Regions from separate parts of the Mus musculus genome. Here region 2 is linked to region 1. A link is a loop called in an ENCODE intact Hi-C map of the cell type or tissue named here. Cell type or tissue: gastrocnemius. All regions are shown on one strand.

What was found. A loop is a pair of places that touch in the nucleus more often than their neighbours do. Peaks named below come from ENCODE experiments on the same cell type or tissue, not always from the same donor. Only the 100,000 strongest peaks of a DNase experiment are listed, where the experiment ranks them.
Region 2: a loop joins it to region 1, with 10 times the contacts of the local background. A loop is called at or near these places in 38 of 42 quality-filtered maps.

The regions. Positions count from the first base shown.
Region 1 is chr5:147,318,794-147,326,793 of GRCm38, reverse strand. It overlaps Urad (ureidoimidazoline (2-oxo-4-hydroxy-4-carboxy-5) decarboxylase), which reads left to right and starts at 4,354. Exons shown (of 2, transcript NM_001039678.2): 1 at 4,354-4,637. The coding sequence starts at 4,463. It also overlaps the pseudogene Gm29778. In gastrocnemius, CTCF peaks have their summits at 3,091 (motif pointing right) and 6,899 (motif pointing right); a DNase peak (open chromatin) is centred at 3,099.
Region 2 is chr5:146,902,926-146,910,925 of GRCm38, reverse strand. No RefSeq gene overlaps it. Among named protein-coding and RNA genes, the nearest start is that of Gm10858, 9.8 kb to the right of the region's middle. In gastrocnemius, CTCF peaks have their summits at 2,128 (motif pointing left), 4,936 (motif pointing left) and 6,329 (motif pointing right); DNase peaks (open chromatin) are centred at 4,933, 5,238 and 6,323.

The sequences.
Region 1 (8,000 bases):
GCTGTGCAATGCTTGTTGGTCTCTTGTCTTCACCAGACTTCTATTCCCCGAGAGAGGCACAGCTGAGAACTTCTCCTGTGTCCCTCTGGGTCCTTCCTGCTGACTCTGCTAGGTAGGTTGTGCCACCGCTGCTGATTCTGTTTGCTGTCCCGACTCTTCCAAACTGGACTGCTGATGTTTCTGTGAAGTGTTTGTGCGTGGATCGAGTTGCTGACCTGTGAACTGAACTGCTAATTTCCAGACAGCACAGACCGGAGTTGCTCTCAAGAACCTTTCTAAACAGGTCCACTTTCCCCGTATCCTCCCCCCCCCCCCACTTCCTCTGGTGGGTGGTGGACTAAAAGGGAGGTTAAAGCATTTAAAAGCCATCATTAAAAATAAGGATTGGCAGAGCCGCACTCAGGCACTGCAGTGCAGCTCAGGTCTGCACCAGGCGCGCGAAGGTGAGCCAGAGCCAAGATGGCTGTCCTTTCTAAGGAATATGGATTTGTGCTTCTCACTGGTGCTGCCAGCTTTGATATGGTGCTCCACCTAGCCATCAACGTGGGCAAAGCCTGCAAGAAGAACAAGGTAGAGTACCCTGTCACTTACAGCACAGATCCTGAAAGTGGGCATATGTTCAGCTGCATTCAGCGCGTCCACCAGAACGTGTTGGAGGTACACCCTCCCTCCCTGTTTTTCCTAACGGTGGGAGGTGTTTACTACCCCCGTATAGCTTCTGGCCTGGGCTTGGCCTTGATTTCTTGGACGAGTTCTTTACACATATGGAGACCCTAGCAAGCGGTATCGAGGAGCCACGGGGCTCTCTTGCCCTCTTTACTCTGATGGGCACCGCCATGTGCTCTGCTTCCCAGCATCCTCTGCTTCCCAGCATCTTGGCTGGATCAGACCAGGCTTAAGCTGCGGGTCCAGATCCTGCCACTGAGGAATGGGGGGCGAGGGGGGGGGCTTCCTATTCTCATTTGCCTCCTACGACTCATCCTGATTTCCAGTTCCACTGTTTAGTTTTTGTTGTTGTTTTAAATATAATAAAAACTTACCTGACATCAGCCTCATACCTAAAAATGAAGAAATAAAAATAAAAATAAGGATTGAAAAAGTTAAGGTTACAGTTAGGATCACAAAGCATGCCCCTGTTCACTTTAGTGTGGGCCAAGCTGTGTCCCTGAGGGGAGGGTACCCCTCTTTTTCTTTCCCTTTCTTCCTTCCTTTCTGTCTCTTTTCTTCCTTCCTTCCTTTCTCTTTTAAAAATGTATTTATTTTATTTGTATGGGTGCTCTATCAGTACCTGCGTGACAGAAGAGGGCATCAGATGCCATTACAGATAGTTGTGAACCACCATGTGGTTGCTGGGAATTGAACTCGGGGCCTCTGGAAGAGCAGTGTACTGGCTGGTTTTGTGTCAACTTGATACAGCTGGAGTTATCACAGAGAAAGGAGCTTCAGTTGAGGAAATGCCTCCATGAGATCCAGCTGTAAGGCATTTTCTCAATTAGTGATCAAGGTGGGGAGGGCCCTTTGTGGGTGGTGCCATCCCTGGGCTGGTGGTCTTGGGTTCTATAAGAGAGCAGGCTGAAAGCCGGGCGTGGTGGCGCACGCCTTTAATCCCAGCACTTGGGAGGCAGAGGCAGGTGGATTTCTGAGTTCGAGGCCAGCCTGGTCTACAAAGTGAGTTCCAGGACAGCTAGGGCTATACAGAGAAACCCTGTCTCGAAAAACCAAAAAAAAAAAAAAAAAAAAAAAAAAAAAAAAGAGAGCAGGCTGAGCAAACCAGGGGAAGCAAGCCAGTAAGTAACATCCCTCCATGGCCTCTGCATCAGCTCCTGTTTCCTGACCTGCTTGAGTTCCAGTCCTGACTTCCTTTGTTGATGAACAGCAGTGTGGAAGTGTAAGCTGAATAAACCCTTTCCTCCCCAACTTGCTTCTTGGTCATGATGTTTTGTGCAGGAATAGAAACCATGGACTAAGACAAACAGCTGGTGATCCATCTCTCCAGACCTTCTTTTCTTTCTTAGGAAAAGTTTATTGACTATACCACAAGAGGCAGCCTGCTGGGCCATAACTAGGGTACTACTTGCCATGTCTTCCCTTTAAAAAAATTTTTTTTCAGAAATTTGAAATCTACCCCCCTTTCTTTCCCTTCTAACTCCCCCTATGCTTCCCACAACTGCTTATCAAGTTCATGACTAACATCTTCCATAATTACTGTTTTACACACACACACACACACACACACACACACACACACACACACCCTAGTGGGCCCATTTAGTGTTGTTCTTGTGATCATGTCGTTAGGGCTGACACTCGGGATTGGATAGCCTAACACGGGGCTCTCCACCGAATGCCGATTCTCTCTCTCTCAGCCTCGATTGCCTTTACACATGGTCATCATGCAGAGACTAGGTGACTGTGGCATGCTCAGCCCCAACTGGTAAGTCTACAATGCAATCCCTACACTCAAAGCCCAGGGAACATCAGGACTGAGGCTGTGGAAAGATTTTAAGAGTAGGATGTAGGGGTGGGGTTAGAGGAATGGTGAGAGAGGTCATGTGAGGGGAGCCTGTGATTGGGATGTAGAGTGAATAATTAGAACTGTCTGTAACAGACACACATTCAGGCAAGACACCAATGCACATAAAAGAATAAATCATTAAAAAATAATAAATACGCCGGGCGGTGGTGGTGCCCGCCTTTAATCCCAGCACTTGGGAGGCAGAGGCAGGCCGATTTCTGAGTCCGAGGCCAGCCTGGTCTACAAAGTGAATTCCAGGACAGCCAGGGCTATACAGAGAAACCCTGTCTTGAACAACAACAACAACAACAACAACAACAACAACAACAATAACATGGGGGGGGGGGGAGCCAGAGACGACCAGAATGTCTGCTGCTAGATAGTGCCTTTTAGACAGGAATAGGGAAGTCTCACCGGTCTAATCTCACCAACATAGTTGTCCAGACCTGTATAATGACATCACCGGCTGACATGCCAATACGGATGGGGAAAACTTTACAAGGTTTCACCCCCTTTAACATCCTTTAGCCTGTAGGCTAAGGCCACCCCTTCAAGCAGTGCTTTATAGTGATTGTACCAGCAGGGGGCGCCCGAGCACCACAGTTTCCGAAACAGAGTGTCAAACACCAGGTTTGACTTGTTACTGCCCCTTGGTACCTAGAAGGGCAAATATTGGGCGAAAGGAAAACAAGGCGTCTTTGGGGAGAATTTGTCCAGGGTGCAATCGTTTCTGGACTCGCGATAATGAGCGCTTTTCGTGCTTGTTCCTAGTCCCACACTGAGTTCTCCTGAGATCAGAGCCCCTCTCCTTCCCACACACTAGGGCAGGGGCGCCTCTCTTTGTGGCGCATGCCCCTACCCCACCCCCTTGCTGTGGTCTGTGGTCTTTCTAATCTTTTCTAGGCTGTTTCCCCTCCCCGCTCCCCCCTCCATCCCCCACCCCACCCCTACCCCGTGAAGAACACCACCAGTAACAGCCTTAGATAAACTGCTGCTGTGATAAAACACTTACCAAAAACAATCTAGGGAAGGCAAAGGTTTGTTTCAGTTTATAGTTTATAGGCTGTTGTTGAAAGAATCCAAGCCAAGAACTCAAGGTGAGAACCTGGAAGGCAGATTCAACCCTCTCTTCTTGGGCACAAACACACACACACACACACACACACACACACACGCTTGTACACATACAAAATACACCTAATTAAAAAAATATTTTTTTAAACGAGAGAAGATAGCACACTCCACCAGAGGCACCTTACCCTGTTCTGTTTACACTAATTAAGTCTATGTGGTGTTAAGCATTTAGAGTTCAAAGAAAGATTAAAACGCAGTGCCTGTGCTCTAGAGCAACAGCAAGGACAGATGAGGTGCTTGTGAGTTACCGTGTGGGTGCTGGGGACAGAACCAGGGTTGTCCCTGAGGACACTGTCCTGGTAATCCAGGCAGGTCACAGGGCCACCTGTTTGGTCTGCATGTGGTACACAGATTACATGCAGGTAAAAGCATACGTGCACACAGACAAGATGGTAATGGCACCAAGTGTCTGTCTCATTACATACGGCCACCGCCGCCACCTCTTGTTATGGCAATGCCTCGGGTGGAATCATTCTTTCTGCAGAAGTCTCTGCTCTCCTGATCATAGCCTTAAGCGGAGGTGGCGGATAGCTCAGTATTCGGGTGCTCCTCGAGCATGCGTGAGACCCTGGGTTCTGTCTCCAGCACACATATTACCCCTACCACCAACAAAACAGTTAAACCTGTGTTTCTCATCGCAGGACCGTTCTGGATAAGCTCCTCCCAGAGATATTTAAACCAGGGTCAGCTGCCCTTGCACAGGGCCAGCATGTGTGTTCAGCAAACACAACCCATGAGGAGGAATTAGCTCACTCGCTCGATGAGAGCGGACCACAGGCAGGGCAGAACACTGCCTCCAGTCCAGGATCAGCCATGGACATGGTGAAGGTCAATTCCATGGACTTCGGAGAATTTGTGGATGTGTTTGGGAACATTGTTGAGAAATGCCCTCTGATTGCCGCTGCTGTCTGGTCCCAGCGTCCATTCTCTGGCTTGGAAGACTTAGAAAATCACTTTTTTGCCTTTATTGATGCTCTCCCGAGATCAGGTAAGACTTCAGGACCGTGTGCGCGAAGTCATTTTCAATATTGTATATAAAAATATTTTAGATTACTTTAGCCTCCTTACTCAGTTATTTAGCCGGGATTATTAGAAGGATCAGTAGACATCCTTTCAAACGCTAGTCTCTTGAAGGTGGACACAAGAACATGGGGGCGGGATGGGCAAGGTAGCATGGATGGCCGAGGACAGCGGAGGCAGAGGGAGGACAATCTCTGAGGTCGAGACCAGCCTGATCTAGAGCGAGTTCCAGGACGGCCAGGGCTATTGGAGGTCAAGAATGGGAACAGGGCAAAGGCCTTGGTGACTCAGAAGCTGAAGGCCCACTTTGGCAATGCCCTGGATGAAAGAGAGGATAGCGAGGACCTCCCAGGGACCCCAGAGAGGAACGGGAAGCGCTGAGCGATTTTCAAAAAAAAAGGGCCGGTTTGGACCAGACAAGGATGCATTCATTTAGATCCCAAGACTCTTTGCAGAGAGAAGTAAAATGGGAGCAAAGCAATGTTTTCTGGGGAGAGTGGGCCACAGGGTGGGGAGAAGAGGGGGTAGAGGTTTATTCAGGATGGCACAGCGGCCGAAGGTCCAAAGGTACATAGTCCCTGTTCATAGGCTACTATGGGTTCTGAGAATAAACCCGACATGCCCTTGGGGAACAAAGTCAGAGGGTAGGAGTCACCTGCCCTTGAGACTGTTCTTAGTCTTCGGTCAGGAGGGTGGTCTCAGGACAGAGCAGGCACTCGCAGCTGCGTTCAGTATGGCTGTGACACTCTGTGGATTCTCAGACTCCTCTGTATGGCTGCCTATGAGAACTTACAGAGGAAGAGCACAGGTCCAGGTTATAAAATCAAGCTGAGGACTGGAGAGATGGCTCAGCAGTTAGGAGCACTGGCTGCTCTTCCAGTGGACTGGAGATCAATTTTAAGCACACATTCCCCACCCCCCAAAGATGCTCGCAAAGGCGTCTAACTCCAGGATCTGGTGTCCTGCTCTGGCCTCCGTAAACACCAAGGACACATGTGATGTGCAGACATACATGCAAACAAAACACTCAAATATGTGAAATTTAAGTGTGTGTGTGTGTGTGTGTGTGTGTGTGTGTGTGTCTATCTGTCTGTCTATCTGTATGTATGTTTGCAAATCAACTAATCAACTCAGGGTCTTTCTTGCTTATCCTGGGCACTCTACCACTAAGATGTACTCAATCTTTTTCACAATGTTTCTAGAACAGAGAGAGAGAGAAGAGGAGAGGAGAGGAGAGGAGAGGAGAGGAGAGGAGAGGAGAGGAGAGGAGAGGAGAGGAGAGGAGAGGAGAGGAGAGGAGAGGAGAGTCTCAATGTATTTGAAGGGTCATTTAAAAATCCTTAATGGGAAGTGGTGGTGAACACTGAGAAGGCAGAGGCAGGCAGATTTCTGAGTTCAAGAACAGCCTGTTTTACAGACTGAGTTCCAGGACAGCCAGGGCGCTCTCTATACAGAGAAACCGTGTCTTGAAAACAAAAACAAACAAACAAAAATCCAACATGCCTGTGCATGCCAAGTGTACCACATACACGCAGATGCCTACAGAGCCAGAGGAGGGCGGCAGATTCCCCTGAAACTGGAGTTATGGGCAGATGTGAACCATCTGATGTGTGTGCTGGGAGCTGAAGCCAGGCCCTCTGCAAGAACAGCAAGTGTTCATCACCACTGAGCCGTCTCTCCAGCTCGATCCAAAGGCTTTTGAAGAAAGTAAGCACACTAGGCTTTTCTAGATTATCTAAAACAAAATCTAGAAAGATGCGCGTGTGCATGCACATGTGGTATGTGTGATGTGTGAATGTATGCGCATGCATAGGGGTGGGGTGCTGATTTCTTCAACTGAGGTTTCCTCTTGACAGATGACTTTGGTTTGTGCCAAATCGACCAAAAGGAACCAGCGTGTGTGCGTGTGCGTGTGCGTGTGTGTGACATGGAACTCTTCCTGGGTAAGGATTTGTTTGGATTATCTAAACAAACAAACAAAGGAGCGAAGAAACTTTCTCGCCGGACAGTGGTGCCTCATATTTTAAATCACAGCACTTGAAAAATAGAGGCGGGTGGATTTCTGTGAGTCTGAGGCCAGCCTTGTCTACAGAGTGTGTTCTAGGACAGCTGGGACTACACAGAGAAACCCTGTCTTGCCAAACAAAATACTTCCTTCCTTTCACAGAACTGAAAATTGAATATTTGGAGGCAAACTGGAGCTGACCTTCCATTTAGGTTAAGCTATGATGTGTAATGGCCAGTAGATGGCAGTACAGGATTAAGATTGGGCTCAAGCCCTCCTTAAAGCTCCAGCCAGTTATTCTCTCTGCTTCAAGCAGAGGCAACAGTCCTGGTAGAGGAAGAAAGGTGGAAACTCAGTACTGATTTGTGTCCAAAGTCAAAGACTGGGTTGGGGAAACAACATACTAAGCTACATCTCCAAACCAACAGCAATAAAACTTCTCTCTCCCTCTCCTCCTTCTCTCCTTCTCCCCCCTCCCTCTCTGCCCCACTCCACCCCCGCCCCCCCTTCTCAATTTCTCTATCTTTCTTTCTGGTTCCCTGTCTCTTCACTCTGCCCGTATCTCTCCATTGTGTCTCTCTGTCTCTGCTTGTATCTCTTTTTTTTCTTTGTTTTGTTTTGTTTTGTTTTGTTTTTTGAGACAGGGTTTCTCTGTGTAGCCTTGGCTGTCCTGGAACTCACTTTGTAGACCAGGCTGGCCTCGAACTCAGGAATCTGCCTGCCTCTGCCTGGGATTAAAGGCATGCGCCACCACTCCCGGCTGCTTGTATCTCTTTCTTCACCCTCTGTCTCTCTGTCTTTGTCTCTAGCAAATAATATGCCCCTCCCCCAGGGGTGTGTGTGTGTGTGTACCTTTGCCATACCAATACCATTGTGTGGACTTTTGGGGGAAAGCTGTATAGAAGCTGCGTAGGCACAGGGAGATGGGTCAGGATGCTACTGCAGCCAGCCGTTAAAGGTGAGAGGAGAGGTTGTTTGGACTGTGGTTTAGGGGAGGGGGCTTAGAGAGAAGCTGCTGGATCCTTGCTGTAGAGTTCAAACTGAAGTCAACAAGATTTAGGAGGTGGGTTTGCCTGAGGGAGATCAAAATCAAGGAATGCTAGGTAACTTCCCAGTGTGTGTACATGCATGTGTGCACGCGTGGGCGTGTGTGCATACATGAGGTTGTAGAAGTGAAGTCTGAGAAGAGAACAATACAAGTGAACTCAAAACACCAGAATCAGGAGCTAGAAAGATGGCTCAGTGACTAAGGGCACCTACTGCTCTTGCAGGGGATCCCAGTTCAATTCCCAGAACCCACACTGTAGCTCTAAACGACCTGGAAGT
Region 2 (8,000 bases), 420 kb after region 1:
AGGCCCAATTTGTTGTTTAGAAAGCAAAATATTCTCAAGATGGTTGGTGATGATGATGGCCCAAGACCACAGATGTGCCCGGTGTCATTTAAAAGTGGTTCCACTGGGCCTGGTGCCCCAGGCCTGTAACTCCAGCTACTCAAAAGTTGAAGAAGGAGGAACTCAAGTTCAAGGCCAGTTTTCTTCTCAAAAATAAAAAATGAAAAAAGAGGACTGGAGAGGTGGCTCAGCAGTCAAGAGCACTGACTACATTTCCAGAGGTCCTAAGTTCAATTCCCAGCAACCACATGATGGCTTATGACCATCTATAATGGGATCTGATGCCCTCTTCTGGTGTGTCTGATGAAAGGACAGTATACTCACATACCTAAAATAAATCTTTAAAAAAATAATTGAGAAAAGAGCTGTGACTGTAACAGGAGAGGGCTTGCCAGACATACACAAAGTCTGGGTTGAATCCCTAGTGACATATGTGCACACACATACACACATACATGCTCATGACATATATGCATGCATGCACACACAAACACATGAACGCATGCAAGCATACACACGAAAATGCCAATACAGACTCATTCAGACATGCATGCACATGCACAGATACACACATGTGCATGTATGTGGCACAGACACACTCAAAGATGCATATGCACACATACTCACATGCACACAGGTATGCATTCACACACGAATACATACATATGGTGATGGACTTTATGTTGTGTGCATTTTGTCATAATGAAGGCCATGGTCTAAATTTAAACTGAGCGAGTGGGCTAGGTTGATTGCTAGGAAGACTAGGAAGTGATCAAAAAACAAAATCTTAAAAGTCACTTCAGCATGAGGAGACAGTTGACAAGGTGACCAGGCCATAGAGACCACATGTGTATAGACCAATGGGCTACCTCTCATCTCACTGGCCCATTCAGTCACACTTCCCCCTGCTGAGTTGGGAATCTTCATAAGATGTTTGTTCTCGATGTCTCTCACACACAAATGAGTTCTGCGGCCTCTCGGGCATCTTTCCTTCCTTGTCCTCACCTCCATAAGACAGCTGATTATTTATTTATTTGTTATGCTTTTTAGGGACCTGCCTGTCTCTATCTCCTGAGTGCTGGAATCAAAGGTATGAGCCACCACTCTGACAGCCATAGGGCAGAGCTAAAAGTGACAATGAGAACCCCACACCATTGGCTCTGAACATCTGTACCATAAGGAAAGGTCACCATGGGGCTAGAGAGATGGCTCAGCAGTTAAAAGCACTGGCTGTCCTTCCAGAGGATCCAGGTTCAAGTCCCAGCACCCGCATGACAGCTCACAACTGTCTGTAACTCCAAGATCTGACTGACACCCTCACACAGACATACAGGAAAATCACCAGGGCACATACAAATAGATAAATTTAGAAAGAAAGAAAGAAAGAAAGAAAGAAAGAAAGAAAGAAAGAAAGAAAGAAAGAAAGGAAGGAAGGAAGGAAGGAAGGAAGGAAGGAAGGAAGGAAGGAAGGAAGGAAGGAAGGAAGGTTATCAGCTTAGAGCCAGAATAGAGCAACCACTCTGTTTGTTTCTGACTGATCTCAGTTTCCCCGATGTCCAGCTTACGTTCACTCTTAGAGGAGCTACACTGGGAGAATGCCGTGCCTGGAGAGAAAAGGAAGAGGGAGAGGAAAGGAGGGAAGTTCCTCTACCTCCTCATGCAGACAAAAGGACATTCCTGAAGCAGAGAGGTTAAGGCCAATGGTGCTTGCTTTCATGACCTAGCTGGGGTCAGGACAAGACCTCCTGCTGCTAATCTGAGCCAACCTCTTTCTTGCCCCCTCCCCCACCCCCCGAAACACACACACACACACACACACACACACACACACACACACACACACACACACTGAAAACTTGACCACAACAGGCCACTTGATGTTTTCAGTTCAGTCCAATTAACTCCCCACCTGGAATAACTGAACTTTTGTGTCTCCTATTTGTTTCTTTGATACCTCATGTTTGCCCCCGTGGTAAAGTAAACTTGGCAAGGATACGGAGCCTGGGTAGAAAAGGCCACGGTTTTTCTGCACGCCGATAAGCACATGACAATGCTTGCTTCATCGACAGAAAGTTCGCCGGTCTCTGTTTTTCTCCAAAGCTGCCCCCTTGCGGTGGGCCAAAAAAGCAGAGACAAAAATAGCCAGGCTCTGACATGTGTCCATCCAATCTTAGAGGAAGCCCCTAAAAGCACCATCTCCCTCAGCCCTAGCGAGGCATCTGTGGTTAGGGACTTAACCCTCAGAGAGTGGCACGGTCGGTATGCATGCTGCACAATGTACTCTCAAGGAAGGTTTGTTGAGTGGATAGACGACCTCATATCCTCATATCTACAATATCCACACTCGATCCATTCTATCCTATTGTCAAGATTTAGAAGACCCCCCCTTTACAGTTTTGAGGACCAAACACAAGGCCTTGTGCATGCCATGCAAGCCATGCGAGCCATGTGAGCAGTCTACTGCTGAGATACACCCCAGTCAGTATTGCCATTAGTTGGAAGGCGCTCTATTCTCAGTCGCTGGCGTGACAATGCCATTAGCTTATATAGACATATAAGCAGCTCACACGGGAACATTTGCCTAGCAACGTGATGCACGATGCCTTTGGTCCCAGCTCCGGGGAGGCAGAGGCAGATGGATGTCTCTGAGTTTGAGGCCAGCATGGCAGCATGGTCTATGGAGAGGGTTCTAGGACAGCTAGGACCACACAGAGGAATATATACATGTATATTAACACAGAGAGAGGGCTAGAAGCAAACCAGAACTGCACAAGCAGGATAGCTACTGTTCTTGTCTGGCAGGTATAGTCTTTTTTTCCAACACAGCAGCATGGCCAGAGAGTCATGTCACTTCCTGGACCCCCTTGGCTTTCCTCACCATCTGAACAGAGCTGAAGTCAGAACAGAGCTTCATGGAGCCCATAAGAGGCTGGAGTGCCAGTCCTTGGTGGCTGGCTTCGCAAGAGGACTTGCTTGCATCTGTTGGATTAGTGACAGCCCCTTCCAAGGGAGAAGAGAGGAACACAGCCAGAATTGCCTGTGACCTGGAACAGCTGGGCACAGCAGCTGCTGGGCCGGCTTCCCCAGTATCCAGCTGTGTTATCCTTAGCCTGGGGGAGTCTCTGAGGAATCACTTCTGCTGATGAAGGCAACAGGTACCCAGGACCAGGGATGTGGGAGTGTGATAAACAGCCCTGCGGTCATCACTCTCAATGAGTTTCAAGGACAGGGAAGACACACTGGAGCCCAGACCTCAGCTTTTCCTTCTTGGGTGGGGAATGTGCGCTTCCGTTTCCTTCCTGGCTGCTGTCAAAGCCATTTATCAAAAGACTATGCAAATAGAATTAGCCACCCCCAGGGCCATTAGTAAGCTGTTGGGCACAGCTGGCTTTGTCCCAACAAATTTCTGTTTAAAGATTTATTTATTTTAAGTATATGAGTACACTGTAGCTGTACAGATGGTTGTGAGCCTTCATGTGGTTGTTGGGAATTGAATTTAGGACCTCTGCTTGCTCCGGTCAGCCTCGCTCGCTCAGTCTCTGCTCGCTCCGGCCCGAATATTTAGTTATTATTATAAATAAATACACTGTAGCTATCTTTAGACGCACCAGAAGAGGGCATCAAATCTCATTACAGGTGCTTGTGAGCCACGATGTGGTTGCTGGAATTTGAACTCAGGACCTCTGGAAGAGCAGTCAGTGCTCTTACCCGCTGAGCCATCTCATCAGCCCCCAACTAATTTTTAATAGCCACCGTCCTAGTCTCAGCTTCTGTGGGAGCAATGTTTTAATTGCACACACTAGTTCACGGTAAAGGTTTGCTTTCTGAGGGATGCTGGGGATTGATCACCCACGGCCCGTGTTCACGGCGTAATTTTAAAATGAGTGGGAATTATATACATGCATGCATGTATGTATTCATTTTTAATGTGTTAAATGTATTTTTGTCCGGTATAGGACTCACTTCTTTAATCCCAGCACTCAGGAGACAGAAGCAGGGGAGTCTCTGAGTTCTAGGCCAGGTTGGTGTACAGAGCGAGTTCCAGGACAGCCAGGGCTACACATCGAAGCCCAGTCTTGAACCCACCCCCACCCCACCCCGCCGCCAAAAAAAAAAAAAAAATGTATTTTTAAAATTCAGACTTGCTCCATCGCCAAGTGCTTTGAAACCCAGTAGCTTAAGTTAACCGTTTGTTTCTAGTAAAGGCTGACTTTTCCTCATTTAGGCCCCCAAATCAAGTCTTTGTGTTGAGAAGGTAGAATCTAGCACCAGCCTAAATCGAATCGTCTCATTTGCAGATAGCTTTGTTTCTAAATATGAACGTCAGCAAACATAGCACAGAAATACATCTATTCTTCCACAGGACCCTGGGATCGACTGAGAAAACGTTTAACCCAAGTGAGACTTGCTCCGTGAATCCGTTACAAGAGTTACAACTTGATTAATTTCAGGTGGACATGTCCCCTCTGGGTCTGGGGCCCAGGAACAGGTATATGGCAGTGGAGGATTCTGGGACATCCCCCATCCAAATCTGGGCATCCTGAGGACAGGATATCCCGCCTAGCTCAGTCGGGTCTGTACCTAGAAATCAACTGTCCAGTACCGCTAGAGTCTAACCACTAACCAAAGGGTGAGAAGTCCCATGCAGATCCCTCGAAATGACGCAGTAAAGGATGTTAAAGTGATAATGGCCCACAGGATTGGGGGCGGTAGGGGGGGAGGGGCGAAACAAACCGTGACCTCCAACAGCAGAAGTCAGGACATGATCACCCCCCAGAGACCACTGACTTATCCTTAAAACCAACCGGAAGCAGTTGGAAGCAGCCCCTTCCCTGCCCAGCTCTCTGCTAAACCCGAGGTTCACCTCGAGAAATGACACTTCATCCCTTGGGATCTGGCGCCATCTGCTGACAGCCGCTGATACTACGTAAATGAACCTTTAAAAGTTAGCCTCCAAAACACAATGCATTACCTATGATGTTGTTCATTCCACACACAGGGGAGGAGGGCCCTGGCTCCCAACAAGGCAGAGAGCAATGCAGGCTATAAATGGTAGGACTCTCAGTAGTTGAAGGGCTGTGCTGTTCGAAGCGAAGCCACCATGATATGATGGGGTTTTTGTTTGTTTTGTTTTTATGGACAGCTCTCCTGGGGTGCGGGGAGTGGGGGGAGGTGGAGGTTACTGCCTAACCCTGAGGAGCCAGCAGGTGCAAGGAAGGGCTTCTGGGAGTATCCTTGAGGAAGGGGTGACCTCACAGTGTTATGGGGACAGAGTAAGGGCATGGGAGCTAAATTGAACAGGTAATTTGTGTAGGCAAAACCCTGAAATGTGCCGGGCAGTGGTGGTGCACGTCTTTAAGCCCAGCACTTGGAAGGCAGAGGCAGGCGGATTTCTGAGTTCGAGGCCAGCCTGGTCTACAGAGTGAGTTCCAGGACAGCCAGGGCTACACAGAGAAACCCTGTCTCAAAAAACCAACAACAACAAACAAAAAACAAAAACCCTGAAATGTGTGTTTGGGACATTCCATAAAATACGGCGGAGGAGAAAGTGTGTTCTGGTTATGTTGCTGAGAGGGAATTTCAAGCCAGATCTTTAAGAAAAGACTGCTCTGCAGAAGATGAAACTCTAATGGAAAAAATAAAGTAATATTTCCAGAGTTGTGGTTTAATTACAGAGGAATGAAGTCACAGGTTACTTTTAAAATTATGAGCTAATTTTTTTAAAAATGTCTGTCTCTTAGGCTAGAAGTGGCAGAGACGGAGCCTTTGGAACGGCATTTCTCAACCTGTAGGTCTCCACCCCTTTGCATGCAAACCGACCTTTTGACAGGGGCCGCATATCAGACACCCTGCATATCAGACATTTACATTATGATTCATGACAGTAGCAAAACTACAGTTATGAAGTAGCAATGAAGTAATTTTACAGTTGGGGGTCACCACAACATGAAGGAAGTGTATTAAAGGGTCGCAGCCTTAGGAAGGTTGATATCCGCTGCTTCGAAGTTACAGGAAGTTGTGAGCTACTCCATGTGGCTTCTGGGAAACAAACTACAGGGGCAGTGAGTACCCTTGACCCCAGCACAAGAACTACATTTATTCATTTGTTTGGCTGTGTAGCTCTGGCTGCCCTGGAATTCGCTATAGAGACCAGGCTGGCCTCGAACCCCTGGCCTCGAACTCACAGAATCCCATCCGCCACTGCAGTACAGGGCAACTAAAAATGCGAAGAGCCCTGAAGTAGCATGTGCTATATAATGTAAGCTAGGCCAGTTGGGTGAAGCCACCAGGTGGTGCTATTGTCTCAAAAAATGGCCACCATCCTCGTTACCCAAGAGGATGTGCAAACTTCTAAAACGTCTTCATCTAGAAGTATTTGCCAAGAATCCTGTGTGGTGGTGCACACCTTTAATCTCAGCACTTGGGAGGTGGAGGCAGGAGGATATCTAATTCTAAGGCGACAAATACATGAATCACTATTTCTGCATCTCTCATCTGAGCCTCCCATGTGAGCTCACACTTAGGCCCCGGGTGACTCTTGCATTCGAGTTACTGGCTTATATACAACTGGACATTCTCTATCTGGGTGCAAAGGATGTAGTTCGAGCCCTGAAAACTGTCTGCAACTGCAGTATTTCCTTCTGTGGCAAGAAGCAGAAAACAACAACAACCTAGAATTGGGCTGGTGAGATAGCTCAGTGGGCACAGGTCTTGCAGCGAAGTCTGATGAGTTCATCAGTCATGAACCAAATGATGAGACATCCTTTGACCTCCATACATGTCACACACACACACACACACACACACACACACACACACACACACACACAGAGAGAGAGAGAGAGAGAGAGAGAGAGAGAGAGATTAAAATTTATATTTATGTGTGCTTTGCCCACAGCACCTCGGGTCTGAGCCACACTAGGACTCCTTCCCTCATCTCCAGTTGATCTGCCGTGATCTTAGCTTCTGGCTCACTGATCGCTTAATACCCCACCCACCCGTGACAATTAGATAAGCTTCCCTTTCTGGCTGTGTAAACACTTCCCCGAGTCCGAGGTAGTGACCGTTGAGTGTCCAGCACCCCTCTAGGACTCTTGGAGGCAGAAGTACCCCAGCCATGGTCTTTAAGGCTATGGCTGGCCCTCATTTCCTGACCCCATTCTCCTACCGTTGGAGCTGCAATTCTGCAGTTCCCTTGGCCTTCCTGGGCCACTGCGCCCCTACCTGACCTTTTCTCACTCTCCCTTCGGAGCTGCCTGTCCTTCAGCTCCTCTAGGTCATTGCGACCTTTCAGTGCAGTTTCCTGAGGCCCTACTGGGTACCTTGACCCTTCCTATCCTGAGTTTATTCCACCCTCAGAAGTGCAACCCTGCAGTTTCTTAACTCCTGCTGGGCTACTGCAACTCTTCTACCTCTCTCGCTTTGGAGCTGCCCGTAAAGCCCACAACTCCTCTAGGCCCTCATGGGTTTTGCGAGTCCATTCCCAAAAGTTGCCTATGGATGAGGGCTTCTATGAGAACCCAGTTCTTGTCCTTTCCTTTTGGCTTCAGGGAAAGTCCTGATTCCAGGCTAAGCTGACTCCCATTGAGTTGTGGTGACGACCCACTGAACAGCTTGGTCCTCATTTTGTCCTCCCTGAGTTGGGAGAAGCCCACAGCTACAGTGACATTCTACTCCCCTTTCTTATCCATGGGAACGGTATCTTTCCTACCCTCATTCCTTTGGGATGCTTCTTAGAAAACCTCCCAACCGTACACCTGAAACCTGGCTTGAAGGGCCCTCGGGTCCAATCAAATTGGGCCTCAATATCCCTAAGACAATTTTTAAAAAAGATTTATTTATTATTATATATAAGTCCACTGTAGCTGACTTCATACACACCAGTAGAGGGCATCAGATCCCATTACGGATGGTTGTGAGCCACCATGTGGTTGCTGGGATTTGAACTCAGGGCCTCCAGA